2 separate regions of the Homo sapiens genome follow, and region 2 is linked to region 1. Evidence: chromatin loops called from intact Hi-C (ENCODE). Cell type or tissue: mammary epithelial cell. All regions are shown on one strand.

What was found. Peaks named below come from ENCODE experiments on the same cell type or tissue, not always from the same donor. Only the 100,000 strongest peaks of a DNase experiment are listed, where the experiment ranks them.
Region 2: a loop joins it to region 1, with 10 times the contacts of the local background. A loop is called at or near these places in 6 of 110 quality-filtered maps.

What each region holds. Positions count from the first base shown.
Region 1 is chr20:6,824,828-6,832,827 of GRCh38, forward strand. No RefSeq gene overlaps it. Among named protein-coding and RNA genes, the nearest start is that of BMP2, 61 kb to the left of the region's middle. In mammary epithelial cell, CTCF peaks have their summits at 4,183 (motif pointing right) and 5,082; DNase peaks (open chromatin) are centred at 4,184 and 4,894; H3K27ac peaks cover 445 bases.
Region 2 is chr20:7,371,821-7,379,820 of GRCh38, forward strand. No RefSeq gene overlaps it. Among named protein-coding and RNA genes, the nearest start is that of MIR8062, 4.2 kb to the left of the region's middle. In mammary epithelial cell, a CTCF peak has its summit at 4,308 (motif pointing left); no DNase peak of the experiment used is centred here; H3K27ac peaks cover 249 bases.

The sequences.
Region 1 (8,000 bases):
GCTGGGAGATTTATAATGAGAAGAAGTTTATTTGGCTCATGGTTCTGCAGGTTATACAGGAAGCATGGTGCCAGCATCTGCTTCTGGTGAGCTCAGCAAACTTTCAGTCGTAGTGGAAGGCAAAGCAGGACCAGACAACTCATGGCAAGAGAGGGAGCACAAGAGAGGGGATGAGGTACCAGGATGCTTTTTAGTGATCAGATCTCATTGTAACGAACAGAGTGAGTAACCCTCGATTACTGTGGGAGGGGCACCAAGCTACTTATGAGGGATCTTCCCCGATAAGCCAAACACCTCCCAGCAGGCCCCACCTCTAACTGTGGGGAGTCACGTTTTCACGTTAGGTTTAGTGGGAACAAATATTGAAACTGTATCAGTTGTAATAAGTGTTTTTTTGGAAAAAAAAAAAAAAGCCAAAATTAAAAGGCTGCAGAGGAGGTGCTATGTGTGTAGGGGTGGAGCTGTTGCTGTTTTATATATGATGTGCAACAGAAGTCTCATCTGTAATATCATGTTTCTGTAGAGACATAACATGATGTACAAGTCATGCAGGTAGCTGGAGAAAGTTTTTCAAGCAGAGGAATCAGCATGTGCAAAAGGCCTGAGGTAGGAGAATACTTGACTTCTTTGAAAAACAGAAAGGAGGCTAATTTATCCAAGAGAAGCAAGCAGGTGGAAGAGTCATAAGCAATGAGATCAGAGTAAAAAGGGGGGCAATAGTTTAGAGAACTTTGTAAGCCATTGTAAGGACTTCAGCTTTAACCCTGACATGTGAAATCCTGAGAAGATCAGGGCAGAGGAGTGATGTAATCTGACTTACATTGTAGAGGGCTTACCCTGACTATTAGGGGGAGACAAGTCCGGGGTGTGTAGAGGAAGTGTGCAAATAGGGAGACCAGTTGAATGTGCAAGACACTATACGGAAATTGAATATTGATCAAGACTGGTGGTAAGGAATAGGAAAAGCTGTCATAAAGCTGAATAACCAACCATTGCATTAAATTCCAACTTCAAGGCACAGGCCCTTCTTGTCATGCCAGGTAGTCAGTAAGTTTCAGAAGGTTTAAAAATACTCCTCCTGGGTGAATAATAGTAAAGGCATCTAAATTTTCTTCAATGAGTGCTCTGCAAGGTACAGCTGTCAAAAGATAACCAAGGGGCAAGTTGTACCTTAGGCATGGATGCCATGGTCACTAAGATGAGCAGCTTTCTAAGATCCTGCCTCTACAAGTCAAGAATAAAAGGAAGTAAAGGAGTTGCTGATGGGTTGAATATTCCTGCTTTAGCAAGAACATTATAGGCTGCAGTAATTCTGCTTGTTCTTTGTCATCAGGTATTTGTACTAATTAGGAATACTTTCAGCTGTGTGTAACAGAAGACTCTGACCAATGGTCTTAAGTGATTAACATATGTAATTATTTTACATGCCAAGGAGTCTAGAGGTTGGTGGAAGAGGATTTGGTGTAGTGGCTCAAAGATAAAAGTCCTGAGCTCTTTATATTTTCCAGTTTAACTATTCTTAGTATGTTGGTTTTTCATCATCATGCTGCTTATTTCATAGTCACAAGATGGCTGCTGCAGCTCCAGGCATTACTTCTTCATAGTAGAGTCACATTCAGAAAGGCAGTGGGAGGGGCAAGACACACTCTCCTCATTAGACTTGCTATTTTTTTTCCCTTGGAAGAACAGCCCCTAACAGACAACCTCTCACCTCTCACTGGTCAGTAGAGGACTTCAGGAGATTTCTAGATCCTTTTGCTTTGTTGACAAAGAGCAAAGGATTACCTTGCCTGTTATATAGAGCAATCATGAATCATCTCCTGTGGCTAAGAGGAGGCCACATTCCCCAAGATCAAGGTCTCTTTACCTGCTCTTGGACACATCAGGATTCTATTAGCAGGTATGAAGTACACTTGTGTTTGTGGTGAAGGGTAGAGGGAATGGGGCAGAAATGACAATTGGGTATGGTAGTGGCTGAGTGAATACTTTTGAGGGGATAGTTTGGGCTCGTTCTTCTAGACTTCATATTTAAGCTGTGACCTAAATCTTTCAAAGGAAAATGAACACAATCTGGTTTGCTGGAGGAACAGAAGTATACCCACAGTGTTGGCAGTGAGGGAACATGAGGTTGACAGCTGGGCAGGAACCAGATTAAGAGATTGGATCTTATTTTAAGTGCAATGGGGAGCCATTGTAGGTTTTAAGTACAAGAATAATTTATGTTTTAAAAAAGATAGTTCTGGCTGCTGAGTGGTTAATAGATGGCAAGGAGAGAAGCAGAAAGATGGAATAGAAGGCAATTTCAGGTATCCAGGCAATAGAGGGTGAAGACTGGAGCTATGATTCTATGATAGCTAACTTCCATATTTGCCCTCAGTGATTCTCTCCTTTTGGTATTTACACCCTTTGGAAGTCTTCTGCATTTTACCAGGGTTAGTCTCAATGTAACCAATAGAGTACAGCAGAAGTGATGGTCTGCTGCTTCTGAGACTAGGTTATAAAGGCTATGACTTCCATCTTGGTCTCTCTCTTTCTTGGATCTCTTGCTCTGAAAGAAACAAGCTCCTAAGTTTTGAGCTACCTTAAGGAGAGGCCTGTGTGGCAAGGATCAACAGCCAGCAAGAAATGGAGGCCTGCCAACAGCTACACAAGTGGCCCCAGAAGTAGACCCTTTTTTCAATAGAGATGACAGTTGGCAATTGGCTATGATTCCAAAATTATGGGGATAAATTAGGAATGGAGAAATGGATTTAATAATCACTAGGGCCAGGTGTAGAGGCTCATGCCTGTAATCGTAGCACTTTTGGCATCCAAGTGAGGCAGATTGCTTGAGGCTAGGAGTTCAAGGCCAGCCTGGAAAGTATTGCAACACCCTGTCTCTACAAAAAATAAAAATAAAAATAAATAGGTGTGGTGGCAACTGCTTGTTGTCCTAATTACTAGGGAGGCTGAGGTGGAAGAATTGCTTCAGCCCGGAAGTTCGGGGCTGCAGTGAGCTGTGATCGCACCACTACACTCTACCCTGGGCTACAAAGTCAGACTCTGCTTCTAAAATAAAAAAAGAGAGAGAGAGAGAATATCTCAAATATAGGTAGCATTTAAAGCTGTGGAACTGGATGGGATAACCTAAATAAAATTTATTGAGAAGAGACAAGACCCAGGGCATGAATGAATGAAATGAATGAATGAAATATGAATATCTACATTAAAACACAATTCCCTTTAAAAATTAGAACACATAATGGGAATACATATAGGTGTTAAGTTGTCCATACTGGGAATATTCAATACTGGACATTACTACTGAAGAAAATTTCTTAAACTTCTTTATGATGTGACATTTATACACTGAGAGTGTGTGTTAAGGTTGCTGTGGGGACTTTAACTCTTGAACTTCCTGATACTTGGTGTATTTTCATTTTAAACCTTCCTATTCTATCACAATAAATTTACAAGTTAAACATGTATAGCTATGCACCGTGGCTTTGAATGTGTCTGAATTTCCAAGGAAACATGCACTATGGTATTGGCTATTTATGAGTGTGGAGAAATCTAAGGAAACGTATTTTCATTTCTTATTCCTCAGCAAATTACAGCTCGACATGGGCCTTTAAAAAATAGACTTGCTTTACTTCAAACAACTTGCTTACCTTGAGGTTTTCTGGGAACGTAGGGCTGTATACTTCTGAGAGCTCTTTCATAAATGATGGGATGTGCTGCAACCTCTCAGCTCCAGGCACCTTGAAACAGGCAGGGGGGTTTCTCTTTTGCCTTCCGTGTTTGCTTAAGGGAAACTAAAAGCAATCTTCTATTTGAGGTCAAGTTCTATTACACTGAAAACATTTAGTCTTCAACATACACGATTAAGATAGCACATCTGTAGTGGTCACGAGGATACATGCCCAACTTGCCCCATAGAAAGATAGTAAAGGAATCTCTTGTGTTGGTGGAATAATAGGACTGAAACATATTGAACTTCTTGAAGGGAAAGTATAAGTAGCATCCTCTTCTTTTGCTTTCTGGACACATATTTTCCCATCTCCAGAAAGACTGAGTCCCCAGGGAATAAAGACTATTGATGTGGCCTTAAGTTTGCAATTTGTGCTTCCCATAAAAATTCCTCCCCCAACTATGTATGTATGTCAATCATGATATGTCACCAGCAGGTGGCAACAGCGAGTGCAATAGAATGGAAAACCCCAGGTCAGAATCTCTGCAGATCACTAGGAAGGGTAGCATGCCAGTGTACACAGTGTATGCAGAAGGGAAATGACTGCTATTTATTTTTTTTTAAGTGCTTTACCACTCTGTCCTACCTCTCCAAGAGTCCATTTTCTTTCTTCCACAAAAATTGATTTAGACCAGAGGTCAATACTCTTATTAATCAGAGGGAGGTCCTTTTAATAGCCTGTAGGTCTTTTCCTCTACATCAGGGACAGGGAGGTTTGCCCTTGTTTGTTAAAGAGTTCTCATTTTCTGACTTGCCTGCCCCTATGGGCCTCTTAAAGCAACTCTGAAAACAAGTGGCAAAGAATAATTTTTTACTAGAAGACTTAGCAAGAGCCAACTAATTTGACCCATTAAGTGGGCTATCAGAAAGCTAGGAGGAGATGACAGGGGTTGTTTGCCAATATGAAAGAAAGAGAGATATCACTGTTTTTTTTTTCTTTTTTTTTCTTTGTTTGTTTGTTTGTTTGTTTTTTTGTTAAGCTGGCAGCTGCTGTAGTCGGATTCACTGGCATTGACTGCCACCTGGTTGGGGAGGAGTCCTATATCTTTGCAGATTCCATCTCAGAGATGAGACATTGTCCCCCTGTAATTGCCTTTGTGTAATTTCAGGACTAGCATCATGATAGATACTATATGGCAGAGCAGGCATGCTTGGGCTTGTCACATGTACAATGAGGGACTAGAGCTGTCTTTCAGGTCCAAGGAGCAAGGTTATTTGAGGAAAGCTCAGCTGGGAGTGAGTGTTCTTGAGGAAACATCTGCTCCATAGGGATGTAGACCCTTAGAAGAACATCCTTTGCAGGTTGTGCATGAGACAAGCCATAAATTAGTAGGATGAGCTCCCCCTGTAGTCTACTCTGAGTACAGAACTACCTTACAGACAATTCAGTTAGGCCTCAGACATCACAGTGCACCAAGGCAAATAAATCCACAAGTGGGAGGATATGCTTACAGGCACAGCCTTAGTGGGGGAACTGTGAAAATTATCCCTTCATGTTTCTCTGAAAGCAAGTGTATGAGCATTTTATGGAAACCTAGTGCCTCCCATCCCACTTGGAATCTGAATTGCTTGCAGTTTCCTGAGATGCCACTCCAGCCATCCATGAGGCCTGTTCTCACTTCACACATACTCTAAGACAAACGACTTGTCATATTATTGAGAAGATGGGAAACTATTTATATTACCACCTAAAGAAAGCGCATTATAAGAAATCAGGCTATGACTTTGGTTTTGCCGATAGCTGACATTTCAAATTCGGGCAAGTCACAAAAATTTCATTTCCACTTACTTATGTTAAGTAGGGTAATGATCCCGCCTTGGAGACCCTATAGAATATTTGATGATAATAATAATAATAACTAAATGATTATCGCTTATTCATGTGCTGATTTCCAGCCTGATAGTCAGGCTCTTCACCCATCTATTTCAGAGAAAAGCCAATATCCTACCACCATCTCCAGGGCCCTATATCATCTGACCCCTTTACTTCTGACCTTGTTTCCTCCTGTTCTCCTTTTATTCATTCAAACTAAGAAACTAGCTTTCTTGTTATGTCTTGAATACACTAGGGTCTTTGCATTGCCTATGTGCTCTTCCTGGACTGCTCGTTCTCCAAATATGCAGACGATAGAATTTCTTACCATCTTTCCATCTTTGTTCAAATGCTGCCTTCTTAATTAAGTCTACCTGGCCCACACATTTTACAGTTCGAACCTGTCCCCAACCAGACTCCTAACCTCTTCATTTTCCACATTCAAAAGCACTTACCTGTTAATTATGATTATTGTTTACTGTCTGTCTCCTCCAATTAGAATATAAATTCTTTAAGTACTGGAATTTTTGTTTCGTTGGTTTGTTTTCAATGGAGTATCCAAATACCTTGAAGTGCTTAACATACAAAGGGATTTGATTAATATTTGGCAAATGAATGACAACACAGCCGTCCTGTTAGGTACACACACAAAAACACACATGTATACATATATTCACACACTCCCACTCTCACATACACTTGTATACAGAATTTAGATTTATTTTATAACTTGATGAGGTTGATTAATAACCCATTCTGTGCTCCTATTACAAAAGTAGCACAATTAGAAATATTTGAATATGTCTTCAGGTGAGTCTGTTAATTTTCTTTTGAATAATTTTAATCAAAAAATATGTTTATATTACAGAAGAAATACACCCTCCTTAGGCATTTTAAGAGAAAATGCAGTTTTATTGTTTTCAGTGATGTATAATATAAAGTAATAGTAAGGGGGCTACTGAGACACTGCAGATAAACACCCTGCTAGAGCTAGTTGAATGGATAGATAAGACTCATTTACAATTAACACACTGTTTGTATGCATTTGGGTTGTTGTAAATGTGTTTGAAAACAATTTGTTCTCAAGTAAATTGAAACACCGGCTACATTCATTCTTGTTTACATTAATTTTATTGATCTATTTTCTATAGATAATGGGAAAATAAACTGTAGCGACATAGACAAAGCTGTGTTTGAATTGTCACAAATTACAAATCACAAGGAATCTTAACTGATGAGTTTCTTCCTTGAAAATGTGTTACTCCACAATGTAAACATCAGGTGCTTTGATTGCTTTTGGCTTACTCATATTCATGCTTCTTTATCCAGGATCCTTCCAAATAAAGCATCCAGAAAATGTTTGAGTCACAAAAATATGGGCTTTGTATTGTTTACAAAGGAATATTGGTGGTAGAGAGGAGGGATGGATTTCAGTTCTACTTCACTCACCTCACATTTGGTTTAGCGTGTCCTATTTTTGGGCTATCATTACATGAAGGAAGCCTACCAACTTTTGCCAGGCACTTTGCATCTTCCCTTGTTTTGAGTGAGAAGCTCTAGATTCTTCCCCATGTCTTCTACCACAGCTTTAAGATGGCTATTTGGCTTTGACTGAACACTCCAGCGGAGTCTTATCATTTTCCCAAACAGAGCATTACATGATTGTGTAGTTGTAGATGTTAGAAAGTTCTTCCTCACATATAGCTAAAATTTGACTCTTGGGAGGCAGCCTTTGTAGCTAGCTGTAGATCTACCTAGTAATGGAATAAGAGGCTATCTACCTCTTCCTTCCCCCGCATGTCAAGATCCTTTCTCAAGAAAGCTAAGAGTGGCATTGCTTCTCAGCTTTTTCTTCTCCAGATTAATAAAACTATTTCTTAACTGTTTTTTAAGAAAGTGAGCATTTATAGGCACACACACACAATAGTTTATATCCCCATTTTTTAGAGGTTAACTGCTTTCCTAGATGTGATCTTGTGCTTTTTGCCGCTTGGAAGAAATATTTAATTGATAAGAGAGTAAAAGGAAAAATAATTTGCTCTGCAGCGGCTTTTGACTGGATAACTTCTGAGGAACATATATTGTCTGAAAAAGAAGGCACAAAATTATTTCATGGTGAAGTCTACATAGGGTACACTGGCAATAACTGTTTACCTCTTTCAGGCCAGATTTAGATGTTCTTACTGACATCGTTGGTCCTCAAAACATCCCTGAGATTGAGCCTTACTTCTATTATTCCAGGAAGGATAATACCAATATACAGATTGACTAACAAACTGTCCACATATTAGACAAATCTAGCCAAAAATCAAGTCCAACTCTTTGGTCATAGATGAACACTTGTGAAGGAGGGTAAGTGAAATGCACACACCTACCCATGAAAATGGCATTACTAGAAGTAATGACAATTTGAAGCCATAATCGTGATGCTTTAGCACTTTCTACTTGATCAAAAAT
Region 2 (8,000 bases), 550 kb after region 1:
TATCAATAGCAAAAAGCTGGATTCAGAGACAAGTTTAAACCACACAACTCTGATTAAAATGAACAGGACTCATGCTGTTAAGACTCTGTACAGTTCTAAAAACATACACAGCAGAGCACTTAAGCCGTTCCAGAACACATCATTCTCTACTTTTTAACAGGGAGCAAACAGCTGGGATGTGTTACTAGTAAGCCATGTTTTCATAGGCTTTCTGGTTTTCTTTAGCCAAACTCTTACAACAGTCTTCGGACAAATTATTGCCTGAAGCTATAGGAAGTCTTTAGTTGTCTTGGAGAACTGCAGAGTAAGTCAGGTCTCAAAGACAACATGCCCACAAGGACTTGCCTTGCCACCTTTGGCCTTTCCACCTTGGAAATGCCTTCACAACCAATTACACTATTCTCAAATGTCTGTTTATTTTTAATGACTCTAGTTAAATGTTAAGAGTTATTCCGATGACCTAGTTCAAGACTCTAAGAAAAAAAGCTTAGACAAATCAATAGACTAAACTGGGAGGCTTGCAAAGAAATGAACAAGAATCTAATCAATATCTTAACAAAAGACCAACAAATGGTTGAATTCTTGTAGGCCTGCATGGTTCTGAGGCCGACCTTGCTTTTCAAAAGACATTAAAGAGTTCAATATGGAAGCAGTGTTGTGAGAAATCACTTTCTCTTTCTAGATACTCTCATGTCCACTTTTGCTCTGGGAAATGTGTGTGTGTGTGTGTGTGCGTGTGTCTTGTTTTTCTAAATTGTCAGTACAGTGAAATAGTTGTCATGGGTTCACCAAAACAATTTTCAGAGATTTTCTTTCTGAATTTTGTTGGGAAAAGTCCTGAAACATTCCCTCCACTTCCACACACAAAAAGGCAGCCTCCCTAAGGTTCTTCCTTAGGTTCCCCCGGCACCTACATGGGTATCGGCAAACATTATTGAATCTCAACAAGCACATTTATTTCAGATTCTACACATGAAGGGTTTTCAAAATACTCTTCCGTACCCATGGTTCATAAGCCCATGGTCCAGAACATCTAGTGTCTATTTTTATAGCCCACAGGCAATTGCTACAGCTGTATAACCCTATTGAGAATGAGAAAGGGAGAATGTCACTAATTCTTTTGATATCTTAGGATGCAAATGTCTATGTGCTAATGTCATCTGCATAAAAGTATATACTCCCCACTTCACTTTGGCTGAAGGCAACTACACATTAATGGTTACATCCCCTTTTGTACTAAGAGCTACTCAAGGAAACATTTAGCAACAGGTGGTCCTAGCTGCACTTAAACCTTTCCCCTAGGGAACAACACACGCTTATACTGTACATTCCCAGGCCAGTAAACCCATGACAAAGTTATAACTCCCAGTAGTCAGCTCATTTAGGTTTATGCAATAGAATCCATCCTCTTTTTTGGGAATGGAAAATGTATTCCTTTCTGAAAAAGAGTACAGTATAATAGAAGGCATGGGAAAAAATCATTCAAAATTTACAGATTTGGGAGATAATAAAAATTCTACCAATGATCAACTTTGGAATTTACAGTAATAACTTAAGATTTCTGCTCATTAACAGTGTCAGCATGTATAAAAATTAAGAGGTTTAAGAATCTTAGAAGCCCTGTGAAAGGAATTTAGAAAGTGCAAAGATACATGCATTTGAATAAAAATTTGGCGCTTGTCAGACCATGTTTTTTTTATTGATTTTTACAGGGTAGATATGATCAAAATATTAAGAGTCATGGGATAAAATTTCTCTAAGGAAACTTTATCACCATAATAATCATTGAGAACTTCTATAAGTCAACATACTGTGTAAGGCTTTTGAAATACGTAAATAGATAATACGTAAACCCTGAACAGCATACTGTTTCATGGCTTTTTTTTTTTTTTTTTGAGACATGGTCTCAATCTGTTGCCCAGACTGGAGTGCAATGGTGCTTACTGCAACCTCTGCCTCCCAGGCTTAAGCAATTCTCCTGCCTCAGCCTCCTAAGTAGCTGGGATTACAGGCGCGCACCACTGCGCCCGGCTAATTTTTGTATTTTTAGTAGAGACGGGGTTTCACCATGTTGGCCAGGATGATCTTGAACTCCTGAACTCAAATGATCCACCCCCTTGGCCTACCAAAGTACTGGGACTATAGGAATGAACCACTGTGCCAGGCCACAGATGACTCTTATTTGCCGAATTCAGTACATCACTTAGGAGCACCTGTATCCTTTGAGAGTTTATTACAAATGCAGCATCTCAGGCCTCATCCAAGTCCTCTGCAACCAAAATGTGCATTTTGACAAGATCATGATTTATATATATGTTAAAGGTTGAGAAGTTCTGGTCTGTAACACTCAATATTTCCACTTCAACCTTCTAAACTAAAGAATTGTGTGACTTGACCTGTCTTCTAAAGAAGCCTTCACTTTAGTGTCATTACCTTTGTCTTCATAAAATATTCTGTTTTTTTAATAATCATTTAGAAAAATCCAATAAAACAAAACTACAGTCATTTGTTGCTAAATGAGGGGGATAATACCTCCTGAGGAATGTGCAGTTGGGTAATTTTTGCCCTTGTATGAACATCCTAAAGTGTACTTACACAAATCTAGATGTACTTCTAGGCTATATGGTATAGTCTCTTGCTCCTAAGCCATAAACGTGTATAGCATGTTTCTGTACTGAATACTGTAGGCAACTGTAACACAATGGTAAGTATTTGTGTATCTAAGCATATCTAAACATAGGTAATGTTCAGTAAAAATACTGTCTTATAATCTCATGGGATCATCATTGTATATGAAGTCCATCATTGACCTAAATGTTGTTATGAGGCACATGATTGTGAATTGCAAGCAAAAAAAATCTACCTTCTTATTTCTGTATCTAAACATTTGTGTGTTTAATTTGTTCAGTTACAGGATCACATTGATATCCCTAGCCTAGCATTATTGTTGTTCAGAGCAATTGCACAGTGTATTTTGAATGAGTCAATATTAAGAATAATATAACAGACTCCAGGTGTGGTGCCTCACACCTGCAACCCCAACAGTTTGGGAGGCTGGGACAGGAGAATTACTTGAGCCCAGGAGTTCAAGACCAGCTTGAGCAACATAGTGAGACCCTGTCTCTACAAAACAAAACAAAACATTAGCCGAGCACAGTGGCATGCACCTATATGTTCCTGCTACTTAGGAGACTGAGGCAGGAGGATTGCTTGAGCCCAGGAGTTCCAGGCCTCAATGAGCTATGATGGTGGTACTGCACTCCAGCTTGGGTGACAGAGTAAGACTCTGTCTCAAAAAAAAAAAAAAAAAAAAAAAAAAAAATTAAAATTACACACACTCCCCCCACCAAAAAAAAGTTATCTGAAATCTTTGGTTAAAAAGCAAGAAAGTGACTTCTACTTCTGGCCAAGGAAGAACAACTGAAAAACACAAAACATATGAAACAAATTTTGCCAGACACTGGACATGAGGCAAGAAGGGCGAGTGATTGCTGAGCGATGGAAGTCAAATGAGATGAGTGTTTCATTTACCCCAGATGGCTGCCTTGGGTACCTAGGAAAATCTCAAGAAATTCCTTATTGATAATAGATTTGAGAGTCTGCAGAGAACAACGTAGCTGAAGTTGGCAGGGCAGAGTACCAGAGAGGAGAGAAATGTAGAGAGCGAGGACTCTGGAGGTCTGCGGAGGGTTCCCTTGTGTATTTGATTTGTTTGTGTATATGAGGAAACTACCTGAGACTGAGGAAAGAACCACCTGAAAAAATTGCCACTGTCCTGTCTAACTGGATTCACAAGAGATTGGAAATAGTGCCCATTCCCATCAGCTAGGTTAGTTACAAAACCTCAAGATTCAAGGGGCGCTGTGTAGAGTGCACAGAAAGATCTTGCCTTAGTAATGGGAAACAATCAGATCCAGACTGAGTGTGCTCATGCCACCTAACACATTTCAAAAACAAGACTCAGGAAGATAAAACTATTACTATTGAATAAGTAATTCAGCTGTATTCCTAAACAAAATTCAAGCATATTAATATAAATAAAAGAATATTCAGCACCCAGGAAGCAAAACTTTACAATATCTGGTATTAAACCAACAATTTACAGGCATGCAAAGAACAGAAAGATACAATTCATTATGATGGAGTCAATCAATCCTTCCCAATGAATCCTAAACTCCCTCGGATGTTAGAATTAGCAGACAAGGACACCATTAAATTTTGAATTAATTAATATCGTTTTTTTAAAAAAAAAAAAAAAAAATAGGAAGTATCATTCTTTTAGGAGAAACATCACCATCTGGTGGTATTTTCAGGTATTGCCAGTAAAGATATTTAAAACAGGAAGGGTGGTTTTTCTTGGTGTTTACAAATATGTGTATAAATAATTACAACTATATCTATGAATAAACAGCTGAGCAATTGTATAAACCATACAACTTTTATTCAAACACTTGTATAACGTTTACGTATATGTTATTTTATATATACACATACAAATATATTTATATATAAGTATTCATAATTATGCAAATTGAAGATGCAACAATAAATAGACTTTCTGAAATAGTTGTTCTGATAATTAAATATCCAGTTACCATTGTTGCGTTGCCTTAATGACTTTTTCTGTCCCTCTATCTTTGCCCTAGGGTCTTTCCACAAGCTTTCTCTTGTTCTAGGATAATCTTCCTTCCACCTTTCACTTGGTCACTTCTTCCACGTCCTTCAGATTTTACTTTACCTGTCACCTCCTCAACAAGCTTTCTCTGATAATTTAGAGGCAATTAAGCCTCTATCACAAATACTCTCAGGTAATTCACTAAATCCCTTGAAATAGTATCCACATTTGTGGTTATGAATTTACTTGTGCACTTATGTGGAGAAGGTCTTCCTTTCCCACTAGGTACAGTGTTCCATGAGGTCACTTTTCCTCATTATGCACCTTTCAGAATCTAACACAAAGTTGGCACACTGTGTGCAGTTGTTGGATGATGTTTCCCCACCCAGATTTTCATCTCTATTATTGAAATGTGATTAGGATTTAGGCTTCACAGGTAAACCAAATGCAGCATTGAATTTCAATCTCAAATTCCAGGACATGTGGAGGTACGAAATCACTGCTCAAATCAGCTTGTTTAAATTCCAGAATAAAAAGCCCTAAATGCTTCTCAACTTATACAGTTTTTTTCTGCAAATCCCAACTAAGGAACTGAACTTCACTTAATTCAAAATAAAAAATAATTCTGAAATCTGTATTAGGTTTTTCCAGAGAAATAGAACTGATAAGATGTGTGTTTGTGTCTGTGTACACAATTTCTTATAATTAATCTCTCTATGCATGTAGGTCAAACATTCTGGACATGTCTATGAAGGTGCTACTGAATGAAATTAACATTTGAATGGGTAGACTGAATCTCTTGATGCATATATATGTGTGTGTGTCTATGTACAGACACACACTCATTATATATTTATAGATAAATAGATAGATAGATATTCATTATAAGAAATTGACTTATTTGATTACGGAGGCTGACAATCTGCAGTTGGCAAACTGGGAACCAAAGAGAGCTTATGGTATATTTCCAGTCCAAAATGCTGGTGGGCTCAAGACCCAGAAAGAAAATATGTCTCAATATGAGTCTGAAAGCAGGAAAAAAATCTAATGTCCCAGCACTAAAACAGAAATTCCCTCTTATTTGCAAGAGGATTAACTTTTTTGTTCCATTAGGGCCCCTTCGACTAACTGGAAGAGTTCCACCCACATTAGAGATGTCAATCTGCTTTACTCAGTCTACCTATTCAAATGTTAATCTCATTCAGGGGCATCCTTACATAAGGGCCCAGAATGTTTGACCTAATGTCTAGCCACTCGATAGCCCAGCAAAGCTAATACATAAACTTTACTATCACAATTCTACCCCTTCTCATCTTGGCACATATACGCCTCTCCTTAAACCATACTGATATGGTTTGGCTGTGTTTCCACCCCAAATCTCATCTTGAATTGTACTCTCCATGTGTCAAGGGCAGGACCAGGTGGAGGTAATTGGATCATGGGGGTGGTTTCTTCCAGGCTGTTCTCTTGCTAATGAGTGAGTCTCATCATGTGAGATCTGCTGATTTTTTTGTTTTCAGGGGTTTTTTTGTTTGTTTTTGTTTTTGAGACCGGGTCTCACTCTGTCACCCAGACTGGAGTGCAGTGGTGCCATCTTGGCTCACTGCAACCTCTGCCTCCTGGGTTCAAGTGATTCTCATGCCTCAGCCTCCTGAGCAGCTGAGATTACAGGTGCCTGCCACAACACCTGACTAATTTTTGTATTTTTAGTAGAGATGGGGTTTCACCATGTTGGACAGACTGGGATCTGCTGGTTTTATAAGTGTCTGGCATTTCCCCTGCTTGCACTCACTCCATCCTGCCACCCTGTGAAGAAGGTGTCTGCTTCTCCTTTGCTTTCTGGCAAGACTGTAAATTTCCTGAGGCCTCCCCAGCAATGCAGAACTGTGAGTCAATTAAACCTCTTTCTTTATAAATTACGCAGTCCTGGGTATTTCTTCTTAGCAGCCTGAGAATGGACTAGTACACATACTTAATCTCCAAATAAAGAACATAGCACGGCCATAATTTCATAAAACATGATAGAGCTATTCTGCACATAACTAAAACCACACTAATCTCTTCCCCTAAAGAGCAGGTAAAGTGTTGAGTGATTTTTACTCTTCTCTTTGACATCTTATAACTTAAATAATATAACATAAAATTAACAACACAAATATATGAAGTCAATACATCTTATGTTACATAATAAGGGAATAAGTGAGGGAGGTTAAATTATATTGTTTTCTTATACACACAAACATATCCGTAACAAAATATGGAGGAAATAGTCCTGACATTTACAGTCCTCATTTTGATAATGGTCACATAGTTCGCTATAGCTGGTATTTATAACTATCTTCCCCTACTATCCATTCTGTATTCTCTTTGCCTTCAGCAAGCACTTCAGCTGTGGTGATTCTTTACCTGATGGTATAAAACCTTCATTCCTGAAAAGTCCTGATATCAGTGTCCTCCTTTGATTGGGTGTTATAATTTTCTTTTGACCCTAATCACAGGACATGGTAAAACTAAGAGATGCCTTCAGGGATTTGCTGCATGCCTAACATATTCCTCCTTACTGCCATTGTGGAGAAGTAGTTCAATTTCCCCCTGGGTAGTCAGGACCAATCACCCCACCCACCACAGTAATTCAGTAATTTCCCTCTTTCTGATGATTCAGATGCAGGAGGAGCCCAAAGTGACCATGTAGCATTAACTTCCAGTTAAATGAAATCATTGCTGTTTCTCCTGGTAGCAATGTTCCCCACTGCAGAACTAAAATCTATAGGTCAGGGGAACATAAGGCCATGAAAACAAGAAGAAAAACTTTCTAGTAGCTCACTAGAGGATATTAGTGAGCGATACCTGGCCCATTTCCACCACTTGATTCCTGGACTCATGAATCCTGGCTATGGGAGAAGTAGTACCGCATACTGGAGGCTGATTCAGACAACACACAGCCTGCTGGGGAATCTTTCTCCAGTCTCACAAGGTATTGCCACCTAGCTGGCACTGTAACTGCGTATTCAAGAGGTCATTACATGGTTCTATGCGTCCAGATGCTTCAGGATGATGAGGAACAGTGAATTCCATGAGCATGGGTAATTGTCACACTTCGTTTATTGGGTAGTGAGTTCCTTAATCAGAAACAATGCTTTATGGAATATCATGGTGGTGGCCAATGAATTCTGTAAGCCCACCGATGAGTTTTTACAGAAGCATTGCACGCATAGAAAGCAAATCTGTATCCAAAATAAGTGTCTATTCCAGAAAGAAAGTACTGGAAATAGTGCCCTTTCTGTGATGGAAAGAGTCCAATGTAATCATCATGTCACCAGGTAGCTGGCTGATCAACAAAGGGAATGGTGCCATATTGGGGGCTCATTGTTGGTCTCTGTTGCTG